Linked DNA regions of Homo sapiens: region 2 is linked to region 1. A link is a contact called in ENCODE Hi-C or POLR2A ChIA-PET data. All regions are on one chromosome and are shown on one strand. The core of a region is the stretch at or near the end of the contact, and the rest is flanking DNA. Distances in the headings are between cores, read along the strand shown. Region 1 holds the start of NAB1 (NGFI-A binding protein 1). Region 2 holds the start of STAT4 (signal transducer and activator of transcription 4).

Region 1 (6,752 bases), core at 4,234-6,733:
TTGTGCCAAGCAGATACACTAGGCATTCCTCAAATATGCCTTCCACTTCCCTGCCCCTGTGCCAGGCATCCTCTCTCCCTCCAACCTTCACAGCCTTTCCCAAAATGTCTTTCCCACTACCCCTGGCTGCAGCTGTCATCTCCCTTCTCTGAACCCCGCAACACTTTGTCTCTCTTACATTTTGAACTTATTCAAATAACACCAACAACTAAGCCAGTTCTGGGGAACAGAGGAAAGACAGTCCTTCATGGAGAGTCAGTTAAGAGCAAGGAGAGACAAGAAGCAGAGACTTAAACAATGTGGTAAATGCTGTGCAGCTGTGAAGGAGTCATGGCACAAGGAAGGCAACCTGCCTGGCTCTGCAGAACAAGTCACTGTTAGGTTATAAGCACCCCAAGGGTAGGAATTAGGTTTCATTACTCTTTTATCCCCATTTATTCCTAGCAAAGTTTCAATGATGAATAACATCTCTGGAAAGGTTGCTGTGCAATGAAACCCAATGTCTGAGTCAGAATCTGATCAGCAACCTTTCATATTCCAAAGGGGAGGCCTTCTGTGTAAACCAGTATCTCAATGAATTGCCAATCCAATAACAGGGCATCCTGTTACTTTACCTACAATCCTTTTCATTCTCTCATCCTTAATACTTCTTCTTTCTTAAAAAGCTATACGGTGCACTCCTATAACATGGCTATTCTCCCAAGAAAGCAAAAGTTCCTGCCAATACAGGAACTACAAGTGGTTAGTGTTATACATCATGCAACGAGTCCGGCCCCAACACCTGCCTTTTAAGAATTCAAGTTCAGTCATGAGATCCTAGGTCTTTTTCTTCTCTGTTCCTATAAATTAAACACGGTGTAAGTTATCATCAAATATCTATCTCATTAATGATCCATACACTCAAAGGGATTTATAATCACTATTCTTGCATCTTCTCCCCTCCATGCTATGGGAATCATTATTAGATACACATACACAAACATATATAGCAATACACATATGAACACACTTCCAGGAGTGGGAAGAAACCACGGGCAAAATCCTAGTAAGGCCTGACTTATTTATGCATAAGACTAGAAATTCCTTCCCCCAACACAGCCTGCAATTTTTACTTTAAAATTATCTGAGTTAATAGCAACCTCTTACAGACTTACAAAAAATGTGAAAAACCTTGGGAAGAGTTAAGAGCTCATGAGTCATTTACAGATAAAGGTAAATTAGTTCCATCAGATTGTTTTCTTCTTAACATCTAGACAAGATCTGATGCACATTAATGAAAGATTGAGATGGGAAATGGGGACAATGAAAATAGGAAATCTGAGGACAGAAAGACTACACTTAGAGCCTCTGAAGTATTCCAAGTTCAGGAGAGTATAGCTTGAAGGTACAGGGGCCTGAGAGAAGGGTGAAATGGGTACACGAGAGGCTGAAACAGAAAAGGTTTATAACAAACAAGAATTTGATTTAGGGAAGGATGAGCCTCTGTGTCAGGGGTGTCCAATCTTTTGGCTTCCCTGAGCCACACTGGAAGAAGAATTGTCTTGGGCCACACAAAAAATACACTAACGATAGCTGATAAGAAAGTTTATGCATTTGTGTTGGGCCGTATTCAAAGCCCTCCTGGGCTGCATGCAACCACAGGCCTCGGGTTGGACAAGCTTGCTCTATGCAATTAATTATTTTCGCTTTTATTCTCATCCTAGACCCAGAACTCAAGCTAAAATGATTAAATATAGTTCAGCTACACTTTATGGGTTACTTAAGATTGTAGGGTTGGCCTAGGTACTAACTCCCATGTATGTGTTTCAAGCTTCCAGTGATTTACCTAGGCACACATATTAGTAAGCATTCAGTGGTGTACCATATAAGTCAAGATACTTCTGGATCTTAGCTATGAATTAAATATATACCTTCTAATGAATTGACTGTAATTTGGGAAACTTAAAATGTTGTCTCTTATTGATTCGTTTCTAAATTCTGAATGGAATGAATGAAGCTGGAAAAAAATTTTAGAGACACCTTAAAATTTTAATAAAAATATTCAGTGTGAGGTTAAATTTACTTGCCAAAATTAGAAAAAACTAAACCAGATTTTGCTAAATGATAACTATGTATTTATTCATTTAACTATAGTAACAATAGGCAAATACTAGCATTTCGTACAATGGCTGGAAATTCTTAACCAACCAACCATCAAGTCATTCAACAAACATTAAGTACCCACTGAGCACAGAGTATGCAGGCAATATTTATAAGTTTTTTTCACCTTTTCAGAAGTTTCTCTGTAAAAATCATTAAATTAATATACCATGCAAATTAATGGGTCACCCCCTAAATACAATGTATTGAGAAATGACAAACTCTTTGAAAGCTTAATGGCATGTTTTAGCTGTGTGAATTCTCACAAGATGAGGATTACTATTTTTTCCAAGCATCAACTTGTCAAATTTCCCACTTGCTCCATTATTAAGTTTAAGGAGTATATTCTACTGTTGTATGAGTTATTGAACATGTCAGATCAGAAAGGGAATTTGCACTTAATATAACAATTGTACCATTCTTCATTCTACTGTTGAAAAGGATAAAAGAAGCAGGTAAGATAAAAATAAATCCAAAGCAAAGGGTCTAGCAATCTTCTATTATGCTCAAGTGGGTATTATTTATGCTATAATATGTTTAGCAAATTCCACAATGAAATATGCATAGACGGGTTGATTATACATTAGCATGATCTTAAACTGTTCAAAACATATTATAAAATGGTCACTTCCATCCAAAACACAGCTTTGCATTTAAAGGTAAATTTTACAAAGATTTCATTTCCAAAAATGTACATAAATAGCACTCACAAAAAACAGCTCCAGGCTTGTTATAATGGAATAAATGAGTCCTAAGTCTTAGGCCAATGAAACCTGACATAACTTCGGAGGCTAAGGTGGGATAATCCCTTGGCCCCAGGAGTTTGAGGCCAACCTGGGCAACACAGCGAGACCCCATGTCTATATTTTCTTTAGAAACTGACATACTTCTGTTTTCATCCAACCTGAACTTTAAATATTTAAAGTTCATTAACAAATTCATCAAAGATGTCCCCCAGTTTATAATTTCTTCTTTCAAAGAAGCATCCACAGTGCAAACCCCCAAAATCTTTAATAAACCAATAGGTTCTTAGCTATACCGTGATGAAAATACCTAATGCTTTCAGTGTTTCTCTAACAAGGAGAATAAACATCTATTAACTTTCTCATACGACAGTGGATGTTATTTGCCACTTACAAAAAAGAGATTACTCAACTGAATAATTTTGAAATAAGATGAGATAAAGTATTTTTTAGATAGATCAAGTTATTTACTAGACATATAAGCTTACTAAATGTCCTTGTAACAACCATAGTAATCCTAAGAATTTCTGTCATTTGAATTACATCCATAATTAGCAGGCAGAATAAAATAAAAATCTACAGTTCCTCAATGTTGTCATTATTACATTATTATTGATACCTTCACAAGTAACAAGAGACCATCAGAGTCGGGAAAAAAACATTTTTAATCTCGAAATGGCATATTAACTTTAGTGCAAAATGGTAAAAATAATAAAATTGAAACAAGAAAGCTTCTTCCAGAAGTTCCTTGAAATTTTCTTTCAAGACCTAATGTTCCAATATCTAATACCCAAATCAGGGATAAAAAAGGCTGACCTAGCCAGTCATCTACAAAGACTCAAGAAAACCCTTATTTGTATGTTAATACCGATGAAAAAATATAATCTTTTAAACTTAAAGATAATATTGTATGTCTTAAATGACACCAATATGGAGAAGAAAAAGCCTTTCATCTAAGAGCCACTTTTACTGGCACTCAGATTAGATCAGAAGCAGCTCTTTCAGGTCTTCAGGAAAAGCTCAATCTCCACCCAAAACAGAAAAAGCAAATCCTATGCATCCTCTCTCCTCATACTTCTTATAACCCACACACAAATTATGAAATATCATAATTCAGTATGTTGTTCAGGGAAAAATTTTCAAAAAAGTGAAAACCTAGGAAGGTAAGTCATTGCGTGAACACTTTTACAACAGCTAAGCATTTCCTACGTGACTAATCTATTTTAAATTCGGCTCCTCTGTTCCTATGCAATCTCATATTATCTATTAAAACTGCCAAAATATTTTTAAACAAGATCTGAGAATTCCTCTTTCAGCTTCTGATCTTTGCACTCTTTGAGTTGGCAGACACGTCACTGGCAAACCAACTGGTAGTGACAAGTTACTCCAAATCGACTCTTTCAGATGAAATTTTAAATTAACAGCCATCCCAAAATTTTCCGTGCCTCCCGAATCTCAGGGAGCGAGGTGTAAGTACATGCAAGTCTACGATTCCTCCCGATCACTCGCTGCAAAGCTTGGTCTGCAGAATCGACAAATGTATATTCCATCTCAACTATCCCTTTCCCCGAGATCCTGCAACATTCAGGCTTAACAGAAGTGTCATTTCCTATCTCAAGCTTTGGAAGCTCTGAGTTTGCAGACCACAAAGATTTGATAGTATTTTCAGTGTTTCTCCATGATAAGGTCACACACACACACCTCTATATCCAACGCTTGTATGTCCCACATGTGTTTCCAAATTCCTCATCGGCCTTAGAGACACAAAGAGTTTCTGGCTTCCCTGCACCTCAGCGCCAAGTTTCTGTAAGCCACTTCCATGTAAAACTCTCCTTCCGCTTTTAAAAAGAAAACTACATTCGGAAAGGGAAGATACCCAAGAAGAAAATCGAGACGGTAAGTGCAGCACTTTTATAAAGTAAACAAACAAAAAGACTGCCCTGACGAAGGTGGCTGCAAAACTCTGGGGCCGGCGCGCACAACCCACATCGCACACCCCCAGAGCGCCGTGTGACGCCCCCAGCCCCGTTAGCAAAACGGACTCGGCACCCCAACCTTTCTCGGAGGGAAAATGCACGAGTCAGGGCCGCGCTCCCCGCCGCCCTGGCACACAGAATGTCTCCGGGAATCGCCCACACGAGCCCGGGGCCGCCCTCTCCTTCCGGCGGCGGCCGCGCGGAGCCCGCTTCCCCCGGACACCGCCCCCAAAGTGCCCGCGTGGCCCCGCGACTCAGCCGCCCCAAGTTCGCCCGTGGCCGCTCAGCCGCGAAAGTGTCCCGCACTTGGCGGACCGGGAGTGGCGACCGTCCGCTCCGGTACGTACTCAGCCAGCGGCTGCAGCGGTCTTGGCGCGCTCTCCCCGAGGACTGCTCAGCCCCAACTCCGAAGCGACGGCCCCCGGCTCTCCCTCCTCTGGCGGCTGCAGGAGCCGGGACGCCCCCGCTCCCATCGAGGGGGGAAGGGAAGGTGGTGGGCGCGCTCTCTCTGCTCCCCCCCACCTCGGGCCCGCCGCTTCTTCCCGCCCACCCGCCCCGACGGCGCTCGCTTGGCCGCGGCGGCGGCGGCGGCTCCTCCAGGCTGCGGCGCGCGGGCGGCGGCGGCGGCGGCAGCGCCTCCCCCGCCGCGCCTTGCCCTCCCCTCCCCTGCCTTCCCCGCGCGCGCTACACCCTCCTCCCCCTCCCCCGCCCGCCTCCGCCGCCTCCACTCCCCCACCCCGCGCTGTCACATTGGGAGATTCCGCTCTTGCTACATTCGCCGCTCCGGCTCCCGCCCACGCGCGGCCGAGTGACGCAGATCCCGGCGTGGGCCGCCGCCGGGCGGGGGCGGGGGCGGCCGCTGGGCCCGGGGCTCGGCCCCTTCCCGCCGCCCCCTCCGCGGAATCCGGAGGACGGCCCATTCACACGGCAGCTGGGAGGAACCAAGTGGGCGCCGGGAGTGGGCGGCTCCCGCGAGTCCCGCTCCGGGCGCGGGGAGGGGACGACAAAGAGGGAGACGGGTGGGGAACGCCGCCTCCGGCCTGCTCTCCAGCTGCGGAGTGAACTGGGAAGGTTTGCAATTAAAAAAAAAAAATTATGTGTGAGGTTCCCGATATAGTATTTCAAAGAGCACACCCGCCAAATCCAACATCCTCTAGGAGGCTGACTTTAAAAAAAAAAAAAAAAAAAAAACAACAGCGCGCCGGGCTCCCCTGGCCCCCGCAGGCTCGGGGCAGAGGCGGGGAGGCAGGTGGTCCAGGTGCGCCCCTGCCCGGGGGGGCGAGGCGTCCGGCGGGAAGGCTGCAGCGACCGCATGGAGGAAGGGGCGGCAGGTGCGCGGCGCTGGAAGAACCGGCGGCTGGGAGAGCATCTCTGCCTCGCCCATCTTGCCCCCTCCCCACCTCCGCTCTGGCGTTGGGACGGGAGGAGGAGGGAGGAATGGAACCAGGGAGTCCGAAGTACAGCTTTGACAACTGTCGCGCTGGCCGGGTAATTTAATTCCAACCTTTTTAACCTCCTGAAAATCTGCCTTTTATTTTACTGTTTAATGTTTTTTGTGTCCATGGTGTAGAAAAACTACGGCGCTAGTATAGTGCTGGTGTGTGCTAAATTAGAGTTCCCAAGGCACAATATAGAATTTTTTGGTTTGCATAAACTTTGCTAACCAAAGTATTAAAGCACCTTCAAAAATGTACTTAGGCTGGCCAGGGCTCACGCCTGTAATGCCAGCACTGTGGGAGGCCGAGGCGGGCGGATCACCTGAGGTCCGGAGTTGGACACCAGCCTGGCTAACGTGGTGAAATCCCGTCTCTACAAAAAATACAAAATTAGCCGGGCGTGGTGGCGCATGCCTGACATCCCAGCTGCTTGGGAGGCTGAGGCGGGAGAATAGCTT
Region 2 (7,278 bases), core at 1,469-3,968, 500 kb before region 1:
GTATATGTTGATAAGGTTTCAGATTTCACAATGCAACTAGCCCTTCAGAAACTACCACTCATTGAGTTTTGATGTGGTATCAAAGAAGAATAATTATTTGAAAAGGTCATTATAATACTCCCCTTTTCCAACTACATAAATGTGTGAGTCCATACTTTCTTCAAATATGTCAACCAAAATAATACTTTGCAGCAGATTAAATGCAGAAACAGATATGAGAATCCAGCTGTCTTCTCTCAAACCAGACATTAAAGAGATTTTTAAAATGCCACTCTTCTCATTACGTTTTTCATGTTGGAAGATATATTTGTTTTTCTTAAAACATGTTTAACATGGAGTGGGTTTATTATTGTCATTTTGAAGGAATAAATACATATTTTAATTTTTTCTCAGATTTAAGTTTTAACACAGTAAATAAAAATTTCATCCAGAACAGTAATACACAAACATTCCTTGGGTTTGTCAACAATTTTTAAGGGAATAATGGTATCTTGAGAACAAAAGGTTTAAAAACTGCTGTGGAAGCCGCAAGGTAAGGCCCTGAAAAGGAGGAGGAGAACAAACTCTGTTTTGTACAGCAGGCACTCAACAATTGAATATGATAATGATAAGGACATGTAAAACCAGTGTGACTAACACTATGAGGCAGGAAGTGAAAAGTGCTAAATAAGTGGTCTAGATGTGCACTGTCCAACACGGCAGCCACTAGCCATATGTGGCTTGGAATGTGGCTAGTCCTAACTGACATGCCCTGTAAGTGCTAAATATACACCAGACTTCAGAGATTGAGTATGAAATAAGGAATGCAAAGTATCTTATTGATAATTTTTTATATTGATTATATGCCAAAATGTTAAGATTCTTGTATATATTGGGTTATTTACAATATTAAAATTAATTTCACCTGTGCTTTTTTCCTTTTTAATATGGCTATGAGAAAATTTACAATTACATATGTGGCTTACATTTTATTTCTCTTGGAGAGCGCTGGTTTGGACAGGAAGTATGAAGAATTTGGAGCAGGGAAACATTGCTGTGGGTTCAGGTCATCGGGAAGTCTTCACTGAGAACTATAGGATTTCACTAAGTAGGTAGGCTCAGGGAGGAATATCCAGTTGAAGAAAGCCTCGGTAGTGAAATATGAGGTTAATCTGGGCAGCTGAGGTGACTGCTTGGGTCACATCATGGGCTCTTATAGGGGAGAAAAGTTTCCTGGATAGGTTGGGACCAAACTGTACAGAACTTAAACTGCCAAGAATTTGGATTTTTTTCCTATAGGCAGTGACAGCTTCTCCAGAAGAAAATCAGACTTTGCTTAGTAGCTTATGGAATAGCCTGAAATTGGCACTTTCTTATGTAGGGTCAGAGCAGCATAAGCTCCTGGAAACTGCCTGCTCAACAAGCAGTGGGGACCAGGCCTACCTAACCAGGAAATTTACAGTGATATGGAAAGTGTGACTTTGGATTGATTGACCTATTTGGGGGTGGGTGGTAAGTTTAAGCACATGATAATGTCACCTGGGAGAGAAGAATCCAGAGGGTGTACCTGTGTGAAACCCGTCAGGGAAGAGGGAGGCAGGCCTTTCACCTTGGTATATTGCTCTAAGCATGTGTATAACCAAATTGAGTGACACTTTCTACCTTTCTTTCAGTCTGTCTGTCTGTCTTTATTTTTGTCTTTGTTTTACTATTTTTACTTTCTTAAACATTTTTATTGATTTTTTAATATACGGTGGGATTTTACTGTGTTGCCTGGGCTGGTCTCAAACTCCTGGGCTCAAGGAGTCCTTCCACTTCAGCCTCCCAAAGTGCTAGGATTACAGGTGTGAGCCACACGCCTGGACTTCTCTTTATTTTATTGAACCCCTACTGTGAATCAAGGGGTTAAGAGCTAACTACAAGGAGATGAAATGAAAAGACCACTGAAGTGGGAAGGGAAACACCTGGGCTATTATCGGGCTCCGTGGCTAACTTATTGAGTCCTCTTGGTCACCTCACTGGGTCTCTTCAGATATGAAAGAGGATTTAGCATTAGATGGGACCAAGACTTCCTCCAACTCTGTGATTCTAGAACAGGCTGATGTCACAAAGGGAGAAGAACGCACCGTAGCAACCAGGGGCAAGGCTACTCAAGGAGAGTAGGAGGAGGCTAGGTCAGGAAGGGCAAGCACTGGTGGCCTACCCAGGACTTGGCCCAACCCTCTGGGTCAGGTCACCCTCGTCGGAGTGAGCGGACCCCGCTGGAATTGGAGCCCAGTAAGGTCTATGAGTTTGGTGTTTTGATCCTGGCTACCCATCCCTTCCATCCCAGGGGTGGTTCACCAGGCTGAGTGGAGCCTTATACTAGGGAGAGAGGAAGCTGAAGAACTGGGCTCCAGGTAAGTAACTCTGCAGAGGATCTCAGATTGTCTAAGGAAACCACTGAAGAAAATGTATGCCCCGCCCCTCCCCTTTTTCCTGGCACTGCTGAGCCACCTGCAGTTGCGAGAGCCGCTGGGAGGGATAAGAGGGAAGAGGACGCCCGGTGAAGGGGCTCCAGCCTGGCAGTTTCTGCGTGTTAGCATTTCTAGAATAGAGTGGGTGGGAACTGACCCAAGTAAAGTCCCAGAGACTCGAACACTGACGCACAGGAAAGCCTCAAGTGGGAGGAGAAATGCAAATCCCCTACTGATGATGGCGTCAGCGGCTTTCTCCTAGGGACTGTGAGGGGCGCTTCTGACTTTGGACTTGAGCACTGCCTGGGACCTGTGCTGAGAGAGCGCTAGGTAAGTGGCCAGACCACACCTTCTGGCTGCCTCTTGTAAGGAGGACATGCTTATTATGCAGGATACTCTGAAGCTTTGCTTTCCCTTGGCGTTTTGACAATTGCTTCATTTTAACCTTCCTGAGGAGGCTTATTATAGAAGGAAGCGCCCGACTCCACGACCCACAGATGCGCCCTGGCACGGGTTCTCCGCGGAAACCGCTCCGCAGGCCCGCGCCACGGTGCCCGGGCGAATCTCCCTGCGGGGGCCAGGGGAGCTGCGGCGGCTGCGGAGGTGTGTCCTCGCGGAGGCTGAAAGTGAGCCCCTCTTCACTTTCTTAGCCAGCTTCTCTAGAGCTGTGATGTCTGACTTTAGATTAGCGTACCTGGATTTCAGAAAAAAGCTTGCAGCTACGGCAGCCGGTGACTGTGGCTTTGATGGGCGCGAGTGACATTTTAGGGCAGGTCATCTCCTTTTGCAAGCTACAGGCCACAGAGCCAAAGCGGCACCACCAGCTCACAGACGGTGGGACAAAATGCCCCTTTAGTGGGATCTTCTAGGAAATGCACGCAAAAAGGACAGACAGGCACTGAGTTTTCAGAAGCAACGTCACAGTTTTCATGAGAAAGAAGTAGCCCCTAGAGAGTGAAAGCAAAGAAACCTGCTGAAGGATGTCTAAAGGCGTTCCCAGAGGCTGCAATAGAAAATGTCCTAGGACTATGTATTCCTTCTTCTTCCTTTTTTCAGCTTTGAATTCAGCTCTCCGAAAGACTCAGATCTTAGTAGTGATTTTTTTCGGTGTTTATTTTTATTTTTTTTAATTTTCCTTTTATTTTCATTTGACACACAATTGTAAATATTTATGGAATATACAGTGATATTTCAATAAATATGAACAATGTGTTATGATCAAAGGATATTCAGCATATCCATCACCTCAAACATTTATCATTACTTTGTGTTGTGAACATTCAAAATCCTCTTAGCTTTTTGAAAATATACACTAAGTTATTGTTAACCATATTCATCCTAGTGTTACAGCACTAGAACTTATTCCTCCCATCTACCTGTAAGTTTTAGTTAGAAAATAGATTTTTCATCCAAATCATAGCGGGGGTTTAACAATAGTATGATGAAAAACTGTAATGCTATTTTCAACTCATGTTCTCTGTTGTCATTAACTAAAATAAATTGATAGATAGGACAATGTTGATAGTAGCATGAGAACAAATGTTCCAATTTTGTGTGGAATATATACACATCCGATGGAATATATATACATCCGATATCTGGAAAAACAAATGGTTCAGACTCAGGAAACCTCAGGTTGTCCCTTAGAAGCCTCACACATTAGGCAGGCGTCATTTCGCCTATTTGATCTTCAAGTTTTTCCTTTTTAAAGTTGACATACTACTTATATCCACCTACCATATTCATAGCAATGTCAGGAGTGCCACTCATTCTTCATTTAACAAGCATTGATTGAGCATTTACAATATGCCTAGAATTGTAAAGTGTAAAGGTTTTCATAAATATAAAATGATATGCAAATAAAACATTACTTCTTTTCCCACTTGCTTTCTCTTTAGCAAAACATTGGCAACACGTTTTTTTATAAATTTTAAGTCATTTACCAGGAGCTCAGGGAAAAGGTGCTCAAAATGATTCTACTTAAAACCCAAAGAATATGTATATGAAATATATGAAATTACCCTGGTGTTCTATAGGCAAAAGGAAACCTTAGCCTATCTATGAGATATGTTGAAATGTTATGGTGATTAATCATGTAAAAGGGGGTTTGGTGTTTTTACTTGACTTAGAATTGCTGAGAAAACAACCAAAAATTTGACTTTGGAAAACATAAAATGCTGTAATTTCAAGGAGGCAGCGTCATACTAATTTTCCTGAGTTAGGAAATATGTCTACAGCTTCTAAATTGGCCAGAGTGGGGTTACAAGGGGGAAATGCGTACTTTTCTTTTATGACAGGCTGCCAAATAGGTATCAAGTGTGGTTTCTTACTCCTTAAGTAACTTGAGGGTTTAACCACTATCAGATGTTTCTCAGAGACAAAAAGACTACATCCTTTAAGAGCTTTGCCCATCTATAATGGATCCTCACAGAGAGAAATGAAACACATTCACTGGTTCAGAAATATTTTTAATTTAAAAAACTGGAGCCTACGAAAATGCATACATAAAATTCTTCATGAAGCTAAGACAAAATTGGACTAGAAGTCAAGAACATAAAGCTGACTCTAGAAGCCAGACAAATCTGAAATAAAGAAAAAAGAAATTTGGCAATTTCATATAAAAGAAGCTTCTTGGGGGGTTGTTCCTCACATATAAAGTCTTAGAGGGTTTTAGGAGGTATAGTAAATGTCAAATACGTTTGCCTTCAAGTTGCTCCAAGTCTAAATGTTGAGGGGACAAGAGATAGGGAAAGAGCTTGTTGATAATAGAAATTCACATAGACAGCTGTGGGCAGGATGTGGGGTGTTTGGCAGAGTGGGAGTGAAAACTTTTTGGAGCAGGTAGAACAGGAGTTCATTTTAGAGCAAGGAAGGCTGTAGTTTAGGGGCACAGAAAGAAGGCTGCTCCCTTCATTAGGGTTGAATTATGAAAAAAAACCTTAGTGAAATTTTTGTATCCTTGGATATATTGGAATTCAGTCATAACATTGACTAATTCTAAGGAAAGAAGAAAATATGTACTAGGGCTATGAACAATATTTTAAAACTCTAATTCTACACCTTCTTTTATAGCATGTCTCAGTGGAATCAAGTCCAACAGTTAGAAATCAAGTTTTTGGAGCAGGTGGATCAATTCTATGATGACAACTTTCCCATGGAAATTCGGCATCTGTTGGCCCAATGGATTGAAAATCAAGACTGGTAGGATCAAACATATTTTCCCTAGAAGTTGATGCACAAATGTCTGATGCTCTATCCATGTGAATTTATTTTATGGTCCACTTTTTACTCAGTAGATGCATTCTTTTCAGGTAAAGAACTTTCTCAAGGATTTGAAAGCCTTCCCAAAGAAGGGGAATAATTGTCCTTTCTGGTTCCATTCATTGTAAATGAAAAGTTAATGGTTCCAGTGCTTCTTTTCTCTGTAAACAAAAACCCAAATAATTTTTCATGTATTAAAAAAAGAAGCAAATCAATTGATTGTCAGTTCTCTATCACAGACTCAATGTAAATCAATATTTTTTTCTCAGTAAGATTTATACTCTTCAAAGCTCTATTCACCTTATACCATTTAATTTTTTTCAGCCATCTTTTTTATTGTGGTAAAATACACATAACATAAAATTTACCATTGTTTTTGGTGTACTATTCAGTGGCATTACATATATTCACATTATTATGCAACCATCACCACCATCCATCTGCAGAACTTTTTCATCTTTCCAAACTGAAACTCTGTACTCTTTAAACAGTAACTCCCTAGTCCTCCACCCCCAACCCCTGGCAATCACCATTCTATTTTCTGTCTCTGTGAATTTGACTACTCTAGGTACTTTAGATAATTGGAATCACACAATATTTTTCCTTTTGTAACTGACTTATTTTGCTTAGTGTAATGTTTTCAAAATTCATTCATGTTTAACAGGTATCATATCAGAATTTTCTTCCTTTTTGAAGCTCAATAATATTCCATTGTTTGTATATATCACATTTTGTTTTATAAATGTATCTGTCAATGGACATTTGGGTTGTTCAAACATTTTGGCTATTGCTAATAACCCTGCTAGGAACATTGGTATGCAAATATCTGTTTGAGTCCCTGCTTTTAATTCTTTTGGGTATATATCCAGATGTGGAATTGCTGGGTCATATAGCAATTTTATGTTTAATATTTTGGGTAACTGTCATATAGTTTTCCACAGTGATTGACCATTTTACCTTCCCACCAGCATTGCACAATTTCTCTGTATCCTCACCAACACTCATTTTCTGTTTTTTCTTTTCCTTTTTATAATAGCCACCCTAATGGGTATGAAGTGGTATCTTACTCTGATTTTCACTTGAAATTCCCTAATGATTAGTGATGTTGAGCATCTCTTCATGTTAACAATTTAATTTTTTAAAACTTTTAAATGCTTATCACCATGTAATAGGTTTATTGTTTTAAAGTTAGTATGGTAAAAAAGTAGACATTTTACAAAGTTGTTTTCTGTTGTGTAATAATCCTTTTTTTTTTTAGGGAGGCAGCTTCTAACAATGAAACCATGGCAACGATTCTTCTTCAAAACTTGTTAATACAACTGGATGAACAGTTAGGTCGTGTTTCCAAAGAGAAAAACCTACTCTTGATACACAATCTAAAAAGAATTAGGAAGGTCCTTCAGGTAAGAATGCATTCTACTTTTCCAAAATATTTGGATATATGAGTCTTAAATTTAGTTAAAAATTAAATATGTACCCTTATATTATTTTCAAATGAAATTTAGGGGAAAATTGAGTTGTCTTACCACTTACAAATTTTGTGCTCAATTTTATTACCTAACATTTTTCATGAAATGTTGAA

Evidence for each region. Hi-C counts contacts between places; a loop is a spot of excess contacts on that map. ChIA-PET counts read pairs that join two places held with the same protein, here RNA polymerase II (POLR2A). Pooled maps may share reads with other maps.
Region 2: a loop to region 1 is called in a map of naive thymus-derived CD4-positive, alpha-beta T cell, with 9 times the contacts of the local background. The contact joins the promoter of STAT4 here to the promoter of NAB1 in region 1. A Hi-C loop is called at or near these places in 2 of 168 maps with a recorded cell type or tissue (both naive thymus-derived CD4-positive, alpha-beta T cell) and 6 of 50 pooled maps. POLR2A ChIA-PET finds 5 or more read pairs at or near these places in 1 of 52 experiments (GM12878).

What each region holds. Positions count from the first base shown.
Region 1 is chr2:190,647,814-190,654,565 of GRCh38, reverse strand. It overlaps NAB1 (NGFI-A binding protein 1), which reads right to left and starts at 5,483. Exons shown (of 10, transcript NM_005966.4): 1 at 5,206-5,483; 2 at 4,584-4,720. It also overlaps a transcript of NEMP2 not described here. RefSeq lists silencers at 4,973-5,572, 5,583-5,952, 5,983-6,032, 6,113-6,162, 6,173-6,222.
Region 2 is chr2:191,146,434-191,153,711 of GRCh38, reverse strand. It overlaps STAT4 (signal transducer and activator of transcription 4), which reads left to right and starts at 2,718. Exons shown (of 24, transcript NM_003151.4): 1 at 2,718-2,765; 2 at 5,508-5,636; 3 at 6,955-7,099. The coding sequence starts at 5,509. RefSeq lists enhancers at 2,299-2,378, 2,509-2,558 and a silencer at 3,029-3,078.